Regions from separate parts of the Homo sapiens genome. Here region 1 is linked to region 2. A link is an interaction called in ENCODE POLR2A ChIA-PET data of the cell type or tissue named here. Cell type or tissue: HepG2. All regions are shown on one strand. Each heading gives the region's core, and the rest is flanking DNA. Links, peaks and the distances in the headings are about the cores only. Region 1 overlaps TSC22D2 (TSC22 domain family member 2). Region 2 has its middle 15 kb from the start of LINC01213.

Evidence for each region. ChIA-PET counts read pairs that join two places held together with the same protein. Peaks named below come from ENCODE experiments on the same cell type or tissue, not always from the same donor. Only the 100,000 strongest peaks of a DNase experiment are listed, where the experiment ranks them.
Region 1: POLR2A ChIA-PET joins it to region 2 with 5 read pairs; 6 of 35 experiments call an interaction of 5 or more read pairs at or near these places.

What each region holds. Positions count from the first base shown.
Region 1 is chr3:150,423,553-150,432,271 of GRCh38, reverse strand. All of the region lies in intron 1 of TSC22D2 (TSC22 domain family member 2), which reads right to left. Among named protein-coding and RNA genes, the nearest start is that of TSC22D2, 20 kb to the right of the region's middle. In HepG2, for the core only: no CTCF peak of the experiment used is centred there; no DNase peak of the experiment used is centred there.
Region 2 is chr3:150,249,249-150,257,967 of GRCh38, reverse strand. No RefSeq gene overlaps it. Among named protein-coding and RNA genes, the nearest start is that of LINC01213, 15 kb to the right of the region's middle. In HepG2, for the core only: no CTCF peak of the experiment used is centred there; a DNase peak (open chromatin) is centred at 4,177.

The sequences.
Region 1 (8,719 bases), core at 261-8,260, 170 kb before region 2:
ATTTACTAAAGAGGAAGGTGGTAAACATATGGGTGGAAAGCATATATAATGGTGGGTGAGCAGTTAAGAAATAATTTCTCTTTGCCAATTCTGAAACCTGGTAATGTGTCGAAAACAGATGTCAGAATGTTTAGTGTCCCACTTCAGCTAGCCATAGAAAAGCTAAGAGAAGAGATGTTTAGGGTCCAGTGAAACACCACTTCGAATAATGAGATTTAGATTTGTGGTTAAAAATCTCGCAGCAGACAAGCCACCTAACACAACTACCAGAATAAAACTAAGAGGATACAACAGTATATACAGGATAGCAATACATAATTTGCAAACCCAAGTGGTGATGTAAAATGTCTTCAAATTACACTATTTTTTCCAACTCAAAATAATTAAAAGCCCAATTTAATACATACATATAAAAATCACAGTACAGAAAGGGAAGTACATGAATATACTTCAATTTCTAAGGGACACATTAATATCCAAATGTTCTCCTACTCTTGCCACCCACCACCCAACTCTGAGCAATAAAAGACCTCCCCTTATAAAACTTCACCAACTCTAGTAGTCGTTTCAGCTGGATTTTAGGCAGTACTCCCTTGCCTTTCGAATACTCCCAATAGTACAAACTAGCTAAGCAAGTACATTTTTTTCCTAGTATTTTATCCAAAAACATTAATACTGCATTTTTTATTAAATATTTAAATTTTAAATAATCCTTTAGGTGACTAACACAAGTACTTACATATTCAAACAAGACAGGAAGGGAAAAAGACAACTGTTTAATTAAGTATAATTGGTGAACCTATACTGGCTCTTCGAACAGGTTAAAAAATGGTTATGAAGGACATTATTGTAATAACTGACAAAATCTGAATATGCACTGTATATTCATATTTGATAATAGCACATTAATATAAGATACCCTGAATTTGGTAATTATATTGTTGGTAAGAGAATAATCTTCTTAGGAAACATAAGCTGAAGTATCTGAAGTTAAATGGATATGGTATTTCCTATCTACTCTTTTTTTTTTTTTTTTTTTTTTTTTTTGAGACAGAGCCTCACTCTGTCACCCAGGCTGGAGTGCAGTGGCGCGATCTCGGCTCACTGCAAGCTCTGCCTCCTGAGTTCACGCTATTCTCTTGCCTCAGCCTCCCGAGTAGCTGGGACTATAGGTGCCTGCCACCACGCCTGGCTAATTTTTGTATTTTTAGTAGAGATGGGGTTTCACCTTGTTAGTGGTTCCTAAAATAATATGTTAGGATGATAAAGCAAATATGACAAAATGTTAACAAACACTGAATCTTGGTAAGAAGATTGAGTTCTTTGTACTATTCTTGTAATTTTTCTGTAAATTTGAAATTATTTCAAATTAAAGATTCAGACCTTTCTCTTCTTTTTGATTAGAAAATAATATCCTCAGAATGGTCTAATCTCTAAAACCAATCATCCTCTTCAGACTTCCTTCTGTTATCTAAATGCAGGTGGTATTGCCTAAGGTCCTGGCTTGACCCTTTACCCTACTCTAATCCTTGGCAATCTTGGCCTTTCCTAAAGCTTGAACTCTAATAAAACATTCTTAAATCTCAACTAGCTTTAATTTCTATACCAACCTGCAAGTCTGCAGCCTCAGCTGCACCCCAAATATTTTCACCTTGACTTTGTACCAGCTTATCAACTCATCCAAAAAACAGCTAAAAACAAAAACCTCATCACTACTTTCTCCTTCCCAAACTAATTCTTTCACTAATACTTTCTAACAGTACCAGCATTCCCTCAGTCAATTAGGTTTGGCACTTTGGAGTCAAGTTTGACTGCTCCCCTATCATGACCAATCAGTTGTAAAATCCTGTAATTCCTATCTCATCCCCATTGCCTAATTCAGGCTTCAGTACCTTTCTAGAATCTCTGTCTCTAATCTAACTGCTCTCCTCTCCTGTCTTCAAATGTTATACACCTACCAAATTTAACTTTATCCTTATCATATAAGGCCAGTACTTCCATAGTGGTGCACAATATTTCCTCTAACTGGAATGTTCCCTTCCCCTCAGTTCTTTAATTCTGCTTGACCAAATTCTACCCACCTTTCAGTTTCCAACTCAAAAGCCACCTCCTGAAGAAGCTTTGACCAATCCCTCCAGCTGTACTTGAGAGATATGAAGTGCTTACATTTTATATGAGTTATTACTTTCAATCATGTGATAATGTATTTACCATTTTCCATATTAAGACCAAGCTCACTGAAAGCAGTTACTAAATCTTATTGTTTCTTCTAGTATTTAATTATAGGAGAACAAACTTTTGCTGAGTCAGGTAATTGCAAACGTTCCTGGTATTTTCCCTCAGCTTCATTCTGAGTTACTCTAAAAAAGTGAGATTTTTAAGGCTTTAGAATCTTTTGGTTGGAAAAGGTGATCTAAGACCACTGAAGATGGTAACAGGAAAATGCCTTAAATAGCAAGTAACTATAATTGGGGACAAACACGTATTGTTAAAGAGACTACTTTATAATATGACCAGGCATCTAATACTTTACTGAACTTCCCAAGTAGCTTTACAGAACACCATAGGCATGAGTTTCAAACAGTTTTAAGTGGCTTCTTTCATCTTCCATTAAAATCCCAATGACCTACCTTCACTACACTCTACATACAATTTCTTTCTTTCCCACACACTATTCTTATTTCCAGATCAACAAGAATTTGAATTATATTTTGAGAGCATCAATTTCATAACCAAGCATGTGGCTTTTAAAAACTTGGAGACCTGGTTTTCCCTACAGTCCTATGACTATGACCTAGACTGATGCCCATTTATATATATAGTCCATGATTTCTAAATGAAGTTAACCTTAAATTCTGCCAGTCAGTCTGTAATGTGTAGTTATTTTTCTCCATGAGTTACTCTACCTCCCCTTGGCACCTGGGTAGGAAGAATTCACTAGTTTTTAAGATGCTGCTGAAATCATCAGCATGGTGATAACTGGTGCCTAGTTATTTGTGGGGCTTCATTTACCACCACTCCTATGGCAATTCTCATTTCCAAATAAGCTTACTGTCACTCATTTTCTTCTGAGGGAAGCTCCATTGGTTTCTCTATTCAGATCAACATTTACTGCCTCTGACATGGAATTCTTCCCTAAAAAAGCAGAATAGTTTACTACCCTTCCATTCCTTAAGCAAATACACAGCTCTTTAAGGTTTACTGATAATCACAGCCAATAATGACGAAACAGAAGTAAAGGAGTTCAATTCCAATGCTTGTACTTCCATTTAGAAAAGTTGGGGAAATAAAACTCCAGAGTAGGCATTTTAAATGTAACTAAAATTAAATTTCACTTAAAATCAGCATCCCTGGTTAACAGACAGGAAGATAGTTGTATTATTTCTAGTGATGGCAAGACCATTTCCCAAGGGATCTGTTTACTTTTCAGTAAGCTCGCTCAGGCCTGCCTGTTGAAATACCCCTGGATATGCAAATAGAGTATAAAGAAATTTGGTTTTCTAGTTAGTTTTGTATTTAGAACAACTGTTCTGTAGAAATGGAGTACAACAGATTAGTCACCATCATTTCAACATCACCTAAAATCACATTAGTTTTTGTGGCAGCACTGTCACTTGCTAACCAATACTACAAAATGCCATTAACACACATATCTAAGTATGTTTTTTTTTTTTTTTACTATACCCAGTCAACCTAGGTTTCAACCTCCCTGAATTTACATATAAATTCTTCCAATTTCTTGATTTCTGTATTTGTTTCAGTTAAATTTATAAATGCTGTCATTCACAATGGCTATCACTTCCTTGATTTAATGTCATCTGAACATAACCACGCCCTGAGGTTTCCATCTAAATCAGGGATCCAAAAATGAGTTTTAGAGGGAATATATAAAGCTTTCATCCTCTAAGTACCAGTGATTACCTGCCCCTCCTACCCTGGGCCTGCCCCATCCCCCACTTAAGAACTACAAACTAAACTACTGATGAAAACATTTATATATGTGATACGAAAGAGTCCTGTGAGAATAGCAACTGTAGTAAGCACTGCAGAAAAGGTGGAAATTTGTAGGCAATCTTAGTTAACTGACTCTCCACACCAATAAGACCAGACTTGCTACTCCCTATGTTCAATAAAGGAACAGTGCTATGTTACAAATTAAAATGGAAGACACAATGACTAAACACAATGTGGAATCCTGAATTGGATCCTGGAACAGAAAAAGGACACTTACAAAAGTGGAAAACTTGGTAAAATTAAAATAAGATCTGTAGTTTAGTTAATAGTATTCTATCAATGTTAACTTCCTAACTTTGATAATTGTACTAAGGTTGTACAACATGTTAACATTAAGGGAGGCTAGGTAAAGGACATACAAGAAGCCTCAGCACTATTTTTGCAACTTTAAATCTAAAATATTTCAGATTAAAAAGTAAAATAAAAGGAAGGAAGGAGAGGAAGAGAAGAAGAAAGGAAGGAGGAAATGAAGTAAGGAAAGAGGGAGGGAGGGAGGAAGAATAAAAGGTGACAATCATTAAAAAGCTATGCTATAATTTTTAGCTTCTTGTACTATCCTCTACTAGATGTCTTTTAGTGGAACAGGTTGAAATATAATCAGATAATAAATTATGTAAGTACTAGGTACAAATTAGTAAGGAATATATTGGGGTTGGTCACAAAATGGTTCAGGTACATATCCTCAAGATACTTATGCATAATCACTAGGAGAGAACATTTAACCAATACCAATCTCCAACAAATAAGCTACTTGAGTGATTCTTTAAAATTATATAGTCCACATCTACAACTATGCAGAACCATACAGATGAATCTCAAATACAATACTGGATGAAAGAGGTCAGACACAAAACACATAGTGTATGGTCCTACATATATAACACATTAGAAATTAGGATTGGGAGGGGAAGTGACTGATGGGGGGCATGAAGAGGACATGAAAGGGGCTTATAATATTCTATGTATTGATCTGGGTGCTGCCCACACAGGTGTGTTCAATTTGAGCTATACATTTATGAATGGTGCACTTTTCCGATACAAATTATACTTCAATAAAAAAATTTTACAAGTCCTATCACCAAGCATTCAAAAACTAGATCAGCTAAGTTGCATAACTTGAGTTTTACCATTTGGGATAACAAGTACTGGTGGATGTTAATGATGGACCCAAGATTCTTAGAGATGAGCAAAACAAAATAAATTGTCTCATATGGTACCAATGGTATTTATGACATAAACAGCTTAGTTCTAATTTATTCCTAGCTTCAAAAAAAAATCTCATAGGAAACAATGATAGGAAATACTGGAAGGCGTTCCCTACACAAAATACTTGAGGCTATTTAAATAAGAAGACTTTTTTTATCCAATAATTTTAAAATTAGAGGTAATAAGTGAATAATCACTGTAGAAAACAATTTGAGAGATCATCAATTATCTAGTAAAAAAATTTAGGATAAACTTACTAGACTTTCATTTTAAGTTAATAACCCATGTCTACTACTTTCCTTATTAACTTCTCTCTAAATACTGGTGCTATCATAAGGACAGACAAGCAGACTCAAGGGGATGTACACCTAGCAACTGTTCTCTCACTTGTTTTAAGTACATTTATGCATTTCTTAATGAAGACAAAAGCCCTGCAAGTGCTTATCGATGAGGTTAAAGCCTTACAAGCTACCTGATTTCTTCCTTTAGTCTAGCTGAAGTTTCTTCCCCTTAGTACTCCTTTACTTTAGTGACCTGGTATTTAGAAGAGGGTAAAATTGTTTGCTATAAACCCTTACGCTGAGCTTTTGTAAACAAAGGACTCCCAATGAGAACCTGCTTGCCGCTCCCCAGTGATCATCAGGATAGGTTTCTAAACTAATTCTGCCAATTTAACAAAGCAATGCCAAGTATTAACTTTGGAAAACTGTTCTTTAGAAAATAGGAAGTCAAATTTTAAAGTTACTATTCTCAAATGCCAGTAGGCTTAGGATCTCAGGAAAAATTAACTCCTCCATAGTAAGATAATCTCCCAGAAAGCTAACTATGTAAGTTATAGTATTTATTTTAATAAAGAGTCAACTCAAAACAGTTTGGGCTACTGCAGAAAGGGTTGGATTATTTTTGCGTTATCAGTATCTACTGTCCCTACATTTGAAGATGGTTCAGCTGATTGATTCCCTGAGGGCTCTGCAAATGGCAAACAGAGAAGACAGAAACCATGATGGCACCTACAGAAAAAGGGAAAGGAAGACTTGAGGGTAGCTTCAATTTTAGTACAATAACTGAGTAAAGCACTGGATATAAATGGAAGGAGAAATATCTAAATATAGGCAGAGGCAGGCTGCTTGGTGAAAAGTCTATTAATTTGCCAATTCTAATTTAAATATGGAAGGAAACAAAGGGGCCATTAGAGAACTTTAAGTCAATATGAGAAAGGTATATTAGTTACTTACATTTTGATTAAAAGATATTCTGCTAAACTGAAAGATTCCTGAGGAAAAAAGGAGATTCTTGTCTTTCTAGTTAGACAAAATCAAACTAGGGATATTCAGCTATTTAGGGTAGGTCTACTGAAAATGGGCACTTAAAAGCTGCCCCTACTGAAAATGATTTCCAACATTTCATAAATAGGAGCCTAAAATCTGTTATCTAGTAATAGCGAGACAAATTTATGCCTCAAAATAAATAGATAATGTAGAAGATAACGTTAGGGACTTGCAGTCCCTTAAACTTCCAAATATCTTTTTCTTTTTGAGATGGAGTTTCGCTCTTGTCACCCAGGTTGGAGTGCAATAGCGCAATCTCAGCTCACTGCAACCTCCGCTTCCCAGGTTTAAGCAATTCTCCTGCCTTGGCCTCCCGAGTAGCTGGCATGTGCCACCATACCCAGCTAATTTTTGTATTTTTAGTAGAGATGGGGTTTCACCATGTTGACCAGGCTGGTCTCGAACTTCTGACCTCAGGTGATCCACTTGCCTCAGCCTCCCAAAGTGCTGGGATTACAGGCGGGAGCCACTGCGCCCAGTCTATGTCTCTCTTTAATAGGAGAATCACCCCTGCCAAATACCTATTTGCCAAATTAGTAGTAAAATAAAAAAAAAATCCTAAATTTATAATAGTAAAAATGAACAATGTGATTTGGTGATTTCCAGAACAATCAAGGTCAGAAGTTATATTTAATATTTTTTAAAGCTTAACACACACAAATCTTCAACCCATTTGGAATAAACGGTCTCATGATACTTTATTAGCTGATATACCTATCAGTAATTCTGTAGATAGTTGCCAACTGAAAGTGTAGACTATTAAAACTAATAAAGTTAGCCATGATTGCTCCTCTCAATGGAAAATTTAATAAGCTAGTTGAAAAGTTAAAAGAAAGCCACTAGTCAGTTTCCATTGGGTTGGCCTTGTCACCTTAGTACCAACGAGGCCAACTTACAGTGAAGAATGGCTGATCTGATTATATTTTGATTTTATTATATTTTGGCATTAACACACTACAGACAAATATCCACTAACTTCTTTGGCTCTGAACAACAGGCTCCAAGGAGGAGAGAAAATAAATATTTTCAACCCATGAGAAACCATAGATACGCAACTTGCCTCATTTCTGATACCTTAAAAGTTTCAGGTATCTAAAAAAAGAAAACATATAAGGAGTATTTAGCTGTAACAACAAATGATGTACAGGCAACTTCTATGGTGGTTTTATTATGAAACAAAATAAACCTTTCAATATCATATTCAAATTATCAAAAATATAGCTCAAACCTTCCTACACTGATAAAAATAATATATATCATTCACATCAACATCATGACAGCTCAAAGTTAGCTATTTGAAATAAATCATCATACTTTTGAAAGCTACTCTTATTACATTTCTAAACAGAGTGCTATTTTTCCTTTTTCTAAGAGAAACTATAAAGCATACCCCAAAGTACTCACATTCTGGCTACATTTGGAAAACTATTTGAAAGATTAAACCTTCATGTTTATCTCATCTCACAATTTACATTTATGTATTAATTTAAATGGCTACAGAACTATTTAAAAATTTATTTTATAAACATGGTACTACAAATTTTAAAACTTCCTGTTCTAAAAGTAACTATTTAAAAAGATTTCTGGAACACACCATCAAAAAGATACTGTTAGAAAATTTCCCTAGAGTGACACACACAAGCAAATCAAGCCGAAGAATTAAGACTGTTTTAGCATTTCTAGGCAATGTGTATCATGTCTTAATATGACATGTACATGCACTTAGCAATACTCTTTTCTAATGAAAGAGATGGAGTTGAGTTCATGAGTGTTATCCAAAACTATGCCAGAAGACACAAATGCGTTGCCAGGCAGAGTTAAAAGAATCTAACGAGCTTTGTGTGAATTTTAAAAACATTGTTTGAACTCAACTTCTATTAATTAAACACAAAGTGATGGAATGCTAATAAATATTCAGCAAAACGATTGAACAGAGCATACACTACTTAAAATGTGTGTTAAGCAGAAAGATAAACCAAAGTATCTTTTGCCATAAAAGAACTCCAAGACTTCATTCTGTATTTTTAAAAGTTAACAGTAAAATCTATACAACATTTCTGTAAGAAAGCAAACTGTTTTAGGGGCTTACAAATCAGTAATGCAGACCTAGTGAATTCTAGCAAACAAACTTGAAGTTAAAGTTTCTTGCCAAAAATTAAACAATGATTACT
Region 2 (8,719 bases), core at 266-8,265:
GCCTCCCAAAGTGCTGGGATTACAGGTGTGAGCCACCATACCCGGCCAGCATTAGTTATTTTAAAAATTCTTTCTCTTATCAGTCCACCTCAGGCCACCTGACTTTTCTCTTCTCAACTTACCTGAAAATGTAACACCCCACTGAGTCCCTCAGATCAAACTTTTTTTTTTTTTTTTGAGACAGAGATTCACTCTTGTTGCCTAGGCTGAAGTGCAATGGCGCGATCTTGGCTCACTGCAACCCCTGCCTCCCGGATTCAAGTGATTCTCCTGCCTCAGCCTCCCGAATAGCTGGGATTACAGGTGCCTGCCACCACACCTGGCTAATTGTTTGTATTTTCAGTAAAGATGGGGTTTCACCATGTTGGCTAGGCTGGTCTCAAACTCCTGGCCTCAAGTGATCCACCCACCTTGGCCTCCCAAAGAACTGGGATTACAGGTGTCAGTCACCATGACTGGCTTACAAATGGTCATTATAGAAGTTTGATCTGGCCAGGTACAGTGGCTCACACTTGTAATCCCAGCACTTTGGGAGGCCGAGACAGACAGATCACTTGAGGCCAGGAGTTCGAGACCAGCCTGGCCAACATGGTGAAACCCCATCTCTACTAAAAATACAAAAATTAGCTAGGTGTGGTGACGCCCACCTGTAGTCCCAGCTACTGGGGAGGCTGAGGCATGAGAATTGCTTAAACCCAGGAGGCAGAGGCTGCAGTGAGCCAAGATCATGCCACTGCATTCCAGCCTGGGTGACAAAGTGAGACTGTGCCTCAAAACAAACAAACAAACAAACAAACAAACAAACAAACAAACAAACAAAAAAACCATTTGTAAAGCCACCTTGACCTGTATCTGAGTCCTTTTCCAGGAAGGGCTGCAGGCTGTATTGCCTGTCCTTCTTCTGACCCACCATTCTATCTTTCCCTCTAAATGTCAAGTCGTTCTTTAAAACAACACCTCCCTGAAGCATTTCCGGATTAATTGCAGCTCTCACGCTCCTCACAGGAAGCGCCAATCAATGTCCGTTCTTCTGTGCCTTACCAGGGCTGCAAATTATTTTCTGTTCAGTACAAACTGTGTTTCTTCTGATTTTTAGCCAGTATTCTTTCTAGGTCCTTTAGAGTCTGAGTTTTCTCTAACCATATTCTTCTTTTTTCACTTTTTCCACTCTTACATTAAAAGCTGCTTAGGGACTACAACCTCTGACCCCAGAAATATATGCAAATAGACACTTAACGCAGTCTGTTGGTGAATTTCTCTCATGGCTTCTTTTAGGCTAAGCAAGACTCAACGAGCATCTTCTGGCTTCTTTCTTGGGACCTATTATGGCTCTTATCTACAACATCTTGGGCTTCCCAAAGCTTGAGGTTTTGAGAATCAACCACAGACAGTTGACTTCCAGTGCTACTCCCTAGGAGAAATTCCCTGGCTGTGAGAGCTCCTTGCTTAAATAAGGCAGGAGTACTTTCTCAAAGAAGTCAAGGATCATTTCACTATCTAATCTCTGTGAGAGCAATTGGATAAGGAAAGGAGTCTTTGGGGCCTGCAGCAGTTAACAATAATCTAGGTTATGCTGCTATAATGAACAACAGTCAAATCTCAGTGGCTTTAAACCAAAAATGTTGATTTCTTGCTTATGTTACTTCTCCCATGTGGGTTGGCAGGAGGACTTTGACATAATAGAGTCCCCATACCAGTGACCCTCATTCCAGAGAGGAAGAGTTCTGGAGCGTCTTGCATCAATAATTCAATATTCCAGCCAGGAAGAGACCCACATCACTTCTGTTCATTGGCTAGAACTAGTCACATGGTTCTGACCAAAGAGACCAGGAATTACATACAATCTACCTTGTGTTTGAGAGGAAGGGGAACTGGAAATATTTAGAGAACAGCACTAATGATGTCCACAGACCCAACTGTAATGATTAACATTCACAGGCTAGTATTTGACCCAGACTAACTTGAGGCAATTGCAGGCAGCATTTCTAAACCTCTTTGTATTTCAATCAAAAGAAATCACTTTCAACATTTTGCTCCTAATTACTCTGTATCCCTCTCAAATTGTTCCTACTTCAAGGTGAAATCAGTGAAATGTTTTGAGAGCCCTGGTGCAGAGTTTCAGGCCTGTCACAGCTTCTTTGCTAACATCTTCACCTTGGCACTTGGGTTCTCCTTGAGTGTCCTCCCCACCCCCTTCACCAGCCTCAACCTCACTCTGCCTACCTCATCACCCTGGGAGCTGCTTGCATGCATCACTGTTTTGGTGGATGGCAGCAATACACAAGGGCACCTCATTGTTGGAAAGGAACTGCCTTCCGCCTGCCAAGGACAAATGCAGACACACAAAGCAATATCAAGCAAGACTTCACATCAAAGGGAACCCTGCCTGGGCTTGCCAAGAGCAGGCTGCCTCTGTGTCTTTCTCTTCAGCCTTGTCAGTATTCTTAGGGTCCAACAGGCCTATGGTGTCCCTGCCAGGCCGCCTCATTCACCCAGCACTCCTGTTCACTCTGACACCAAAAGCTCTGGGCTCTCCCTGAATCTGGGCTCGACAACTTGAACGGAGCACAATGCCAAGTGTTTAAAAATGCTGCGTGATTAGGAAGGAAAATCTCTGAGAAATATTTACTCTGTGAATTCTATGTGAGTAGGAGAACAGAATACTTTACCTTGTTCAGTGAAGCAACACATAGAAAGTTAAGAAATCCCTGCCTAAGACCTAGGAAAGCTTACCTAAAGAGGAAGGAAGAATGCTCTATGAGCGGAGATTTGGGAACATTGGAACCAACACTGAAATTGACACTGGCTGGCCTGGGCATTCAGACGTGACTGGGGAAGTCGTGTGACAAACAGAAGATCCAGAGAAACTTTAAGTTCTGCTTTAGAACCAACAGAAGAATTCAGGTTCTGTTGCTTTAAGGAAAAGAACACGTTTGTTTTACAAAGAGGATGAGGGAAAAATGGAAAAGAGAGACTGGCAGGGACAAAAAAGGGGATTGAAACTTTATTTTAGACAACAGGTAAGCCTATCTGTCTGTTCTGGATGCTAAAGAACTCTTCTGGAAGGATACACTCATCATCAAAATACAATGGAAGTTACAAAGTTTTAAAGTCAAATATTGTGAGAACTTGAAACGGGAGATGGTCTTTTCCAATTTTTTTTTTTTTTTTTAGTTATGAAAATCTAAGGCTCAGGAATGTCAAGGGGCCTTTTCACAGTCACACAGCTGCTTAGTGACAAAGCTGTAGCTAGAACCCTGAGCTTCTGACTCTCAGACATGGGTTGTTAAATCACAGCGTGGTATAATGGTGCTACGTGTGGCACGTGATCAGAGAGCACAGGTCTGCAACTTCATCAAGTAAGGTATTTTTAACATGGTGACTTCAACACTTTGACTAAGCTCTTCCACTGTAGCCAACCCTACTGCACTGTTCCAACAGCTTCCCAGAATGGTAGTAATTAGAGCAAAGAAAAAAAATAGGACCCAGAGAAAATGTAACATTTCTTAGTAGTGGGAGGAGGTGGAAATAAATGCATTTACATAACTTTCTACTTTCAGAACACTTCATGTGACTACGGGTTATTAACCTAGGGTCCATGAAGAGAACTCAGGCATTCCAGGACAGGAAAAAAAAATTACATCTTTTACTGAACTCTCACTGAAATGCATCATTACCTTCATTATGAATGTAGGCAACAAACCACAACAGTGTTTGCAGTCTTTGGACTTTGTCACTAATAGAAATAAACATTTTCACATTGTATTAGCTGTTGCAGGTATCTTGAAATATCTTTACCTTTTTTATCACTTTGCTGTGATGGTAGTTTTTAGATCTGCTGCTAGATTTTGTTAAATAGTGCTTAATAAGCACCTATATTACTATACCACAGATTTTTATAAATGTTTTGATAATCATATTTCAATATAATTGGATTATTTTATAATTCTATGTATGTATTTATTTTAAGCTGTTAAAGGCATTATTCTAAGAAGGGATCTGTAGACCTCACCTGTCAGAGGGGTCCTTGGCATGAAAGTTAGGAACTCTGACATGTGAGGGGTCAACGAGTGTCAGGTTGCCAATGGATACCCATGTCACTAGGTCCCCTGTCCCTGCACCATCATCCTGTGGGCTCAGAATGAAGGGATGCTTGCTTGTCATTCTGGGTTGGAGAGCTGCCAATATCTCTTGCCACAGACTGTGTTTGTAATTCCAGGGTGTACCAGCCTTTGAAAACTGACATGATTATATTGCAAAACGTGACAGAAAAGAATCCATTGTTTGGCGTTATTATTAAAATTAAGACTGATATGGAGTTGGTAATATTTATATTAAGAGGGCTGTGTTCACACGTCCATGGAAGTTGACTTTTCTGCGGGAACTGGCACTTTAAAGTCCAGTCAAAAGGAAGTCAATGTTTTCAAAGATGACAAAAACTGATTTGGCATGGTCAGTACATGTTCAGACTATTATTAAGTAAGAAAAATAAAAATTTTAAATATTAAGACACCATTTCCACCTCTCAAATAGGCCAAGAGTTTTAAAGGTGGTAATTCTCAGGATCGATAGGGTGTAGTAAAATAGATATTTTCCTAAACTACTCACAAGACCAAGGCTTGACATAACTTTTCTAGATGGCAGATTGGGCTTTATGTTTTAAGTGAGTGCTTTTCACCCAGTAATTTCACTTCTAGGAATTTATTCTGCAGGCAGAATTACAAAGATATTCTTCAAAATATTATTCATAACAGTAAAAAAATTGGAAACAGCGTGAATGCCAACAACAAGAGCTTGGTCAAATTATGCTACATCTGTAGGATGAACTATTACGTAGCTAATTTAAAAAATAGCCATTCTGACAATATGTAATGATATAAGGAAATGTGTAAAAATAATGTAGACTTAAAATACAACACATAAAACTGCAAGTATAAAATAATTCTGTTTTTTAGTTTTAAAATATCCTTCGTATTTCTTTGCAATCTTACTTATGTACATATACCTATAGAATATGTGTGTGTAAAAAACTAGAAGGAAATATATCACAGTGTTAGGGTAGTGGCATTTAATTATTGGGTAGAGGCATTTTAATTATTTTTATTTACTTCTTTATGTTTTTGGAACTCCTGACATTAGGAGAAGCAGTAAGACACTGTTTTTAAGAAGATGAGCTGGTGCCACATGGGCTGATGTGTTTGCTGTGCCTTCTTGTTGCTCCAGACAAAAGTTTGTTTTGCTGGTTGCTACTGAGTGTTATTTTTCTTGTAACCTTTGCTCTCTTTCCCCACCATTGGCTTCCAGATGTCTGATTTCACCAAGTTCAGGGCACTGGACGCATGTGCATTTTCCCCTCTAACTTGAACAGGAAATTCAGAAACTGCCTTAAGCCTGCCAGCCTGATAGAGCCAGCACCAACATGAATATCAACCCAAAACCTCTTGGCCTAATGAAAAATAGCTCGATGGGGGAATGTGAAGCTTTTGTAAAAACTGGTGACTGAGTTTGAGATAGGGAAAGAATTTTAGGAGGCATCTGCCCCTCTTTCCTCTTGGTCAATGATGGCTTCTGCCTAGTTGTGCTTTCTGCATGTTGTGGGTGAAAAATGGAGATAAAAAGTAATTATTCTACAGCAACTTAACCTTTTGCTGATATTTGGTAGAAAGTGATAAACTTTCAACTTTCTGTCATTATTTAGCATGTAGTGTATAAATTAGCTGGAAAAAATTCTGTTTGAATAGATGAAGACATATTTTCTACGGATTTTACCTTGAAAGTGAGAAATACAAAGGTAATTTTCTGTTTGTGAATGTTTGTTTTAGGGTTCTATTATTTGCAGTGCCATTTAGAATTTTGGAAACATTAGAGTCTATATTCCATTCCTCCTGTCTTTCTTAAACTTGGATCAATTTTCTCCGGGTGAAGTTTAAAATAATAAAAACTGGGAAACCATTTACTCAATGCCTCCTGTTGCATAGCAATCTAAACAAACAGGCCCCTTTCCTCTGTTAAGAACTTCCAATAAGACAAATCACAAAGCTTGTGTTTAAAAAAATGATTTCCAAGTTCCCCACCCCCAACCCCATTTGAAAGCTTCCTTTAAAAAAAATAGAGGCAAAAGATTGTAGACAAGAAACTTAATTGACTTTTTAGTGAGTCACTTCTCATGCTACTACAGGGATTAGAAAACTCTTTTGTTTGCGGTGAGGCCAGAGGATCTGAACTGGACACATAAATACCAAGCCAACCAAAGCAGGACAAATAATAAGAAATAATAGTAACCATCAGGTGGTCAGTATCTTCTGTGTAGCAGACACAGTGCCATGTAAGTTATCTAATCTTATAACAAACTTCCTGTGTTGGATATCTTACATTTGCACCCCCAGGTCCTCTCTCTACTCTTTTCCATCCTGTTCTCTGCCCAGGGAGGATGACCTATTTAGACAGCAGCAAAGGGCTTGCTTACCCAAGAGTACTGGCAGGAGAGAGGAAGGAGGAGGTAAGATCAGAGTATGTTCCTGGCCCCTTCTCTGCTGGTTCCTGCAGGTTGGCTGTGTCCCTCTACCCAGAGATACAGCTCCTGCCAGGCAGCCCTTTCCATTCCACTCCCCTCCCTGGCTTCCAAGAATGGCTCCTCGATGCTTCATTCAGGTCTAGTGGTGGGAAGAGCTCCCTGCGGTTGCCAGCTCCATATCGAAGTGAACTCTTAGGCAATGTCTTCTCATGCAATTTATTGGGAAATCAATCAGAGATTGACCTTTGCTAGACAACCTCTAGTGTCTTGTAAACATTATTTAAATTTTAAATTATTTGTCTTTTCAAAATCATGGGCTGTGGCACTAAGTAGTTTTGGCCTTGACTGTAAGCTTTGTCAACATTGAACACCTGGACAAAGTATTAACCTAGCAGAGCCTCAATTTACTAAAAATTAAAGAGTAACAGTAATATCTACCTTACATGGTATTGTGAGAATTCAGTGAACATATATAAAATTTTATTACAAGATACAGCACATAAATCTAATTTTATTCCTCTTTTTTCCCTCTTTCTTTCCTCCAACTAGGGGCCAAATTTAGCTAACATTTACTGAGTGATTATTATGTGTCATGTACTAGTTTAAGCATTTTATACATATTAATTGATTTACATCAATCCTATATACTATTATCCTCTCTTTTACAGATGGAGAAATCAAGGTGCAAAGAGGTTAAGAAATTTGTCCAAGGTTTGCCAGGACATAGATGGGAGTACTAATTCACAACTAGATGGTAAACTTTTCAAGGCAAAACCAACTGTATACCAAATTTCTTTCTTTCTTTCACAGGGCCTAGCATGATGTCTTCCATATGCAGGTGTTCAATAAGTGCTGATTTTATTCCAGGAGCAGAGGCAATTAAGCTAGGGTTGCAATAGTTAGGGAGCCAGGAGATCCACATGGTCAAAGTAGCAGCTGCTTTCACGAAGCAGTAATGCGTGCCGCTCGAATTTGGATGCAAGGTCCTGGTAACTGAGGAATGGGCTGTTGCTGGAAGATAGAGCAGAGAGCAGCCAGTTATCTTGCGGAGGGGTGAGGAAGGAAAGAGAACTTGAGCTGGGAAGCCAGCAACAGTGGAAAGCTCCCCAAGTGAAGCTTGAGCTCCTCTCTCAGCAATCCTCCTGGCCTTGAGGAGACAGTAAATCTCACTCCATCCTGTGGTTATACCACTGAAGCATCTTTAAAAACACTTAGTCCCAAACAATGGGCCCTTTCCTGCTGCTTTTCTTACCTGAGCCAGCAACCTCAGAGCTTTCTGGGATTTCTGTTAAAAACACCGAGATCCCAGGACTCCTTCTCTATCAACACAACTGTCGCTCACGCCAAGCATGGGACATATGGCCGAGCATCTGGGAGGGAGAAGATGGGCCAGGAGTGCTGGCAAGCGGCACATGCTTTCATTATAATGGATGTGTCACAGTAAATCATTTTGTAAATGTCCCCTCCCCCTGTGCTGCATAGCAAAACATAAAGGAAGACGAATTACCCACAGCACCACAATGCTGGTTGAATATGCCAAAACTTGTGCCTGAGACACTTAGTGACATTTCCTTAAATATCTTTTTAATATCTTGGCCAGGTTGGGCATACCAATGGCATTACAGAGCTTGCAAATCAATACCCCAGCTGTTTTGGTTTTTTAATAAAACTGAATGTGATCTATTTTAAATGATTGCCTTCCACCCCTCTAATTTTCTACAGGGCTTTCAGAGAGCAAGACTGTGGGCAGCCCTGAAGTCAGGACTTGGCTCTGAAAGGGTAGTTGTTCCTTTTGGGGGTGGGGTAGAAATTAAACATTTGCTGGATTACTGTCATCATTTTTTCCTAGTCCTCTAGTCTCCCAAATCTAGTGATCTACATGATTTACAGGACCAACTTGTGGTGTGCTGCTGTTTTTAAAAAATGAGTTTACCAAAATGTTGCAGAAGAATCTAAAGGGCTTAGCTTCTACAAATCAAATTGATTTCTCCATTTGGGATCAGTCCAAGTGATTTATTCATAATTTTATTAGAGATCTTTTCCAAAGGAAATTCTTTGTCTCTGATTATCACCATAAAGAAAATTGAAAGAGCTTCTACCAAGAATTCAGTCATATGCATGTGACTTTTGCCCCTCGGAAAAATGGAATATGTAAAACTGTCATCAACAGCAACCATCTTGGTTACTGGGCATCCACAGTCCTCA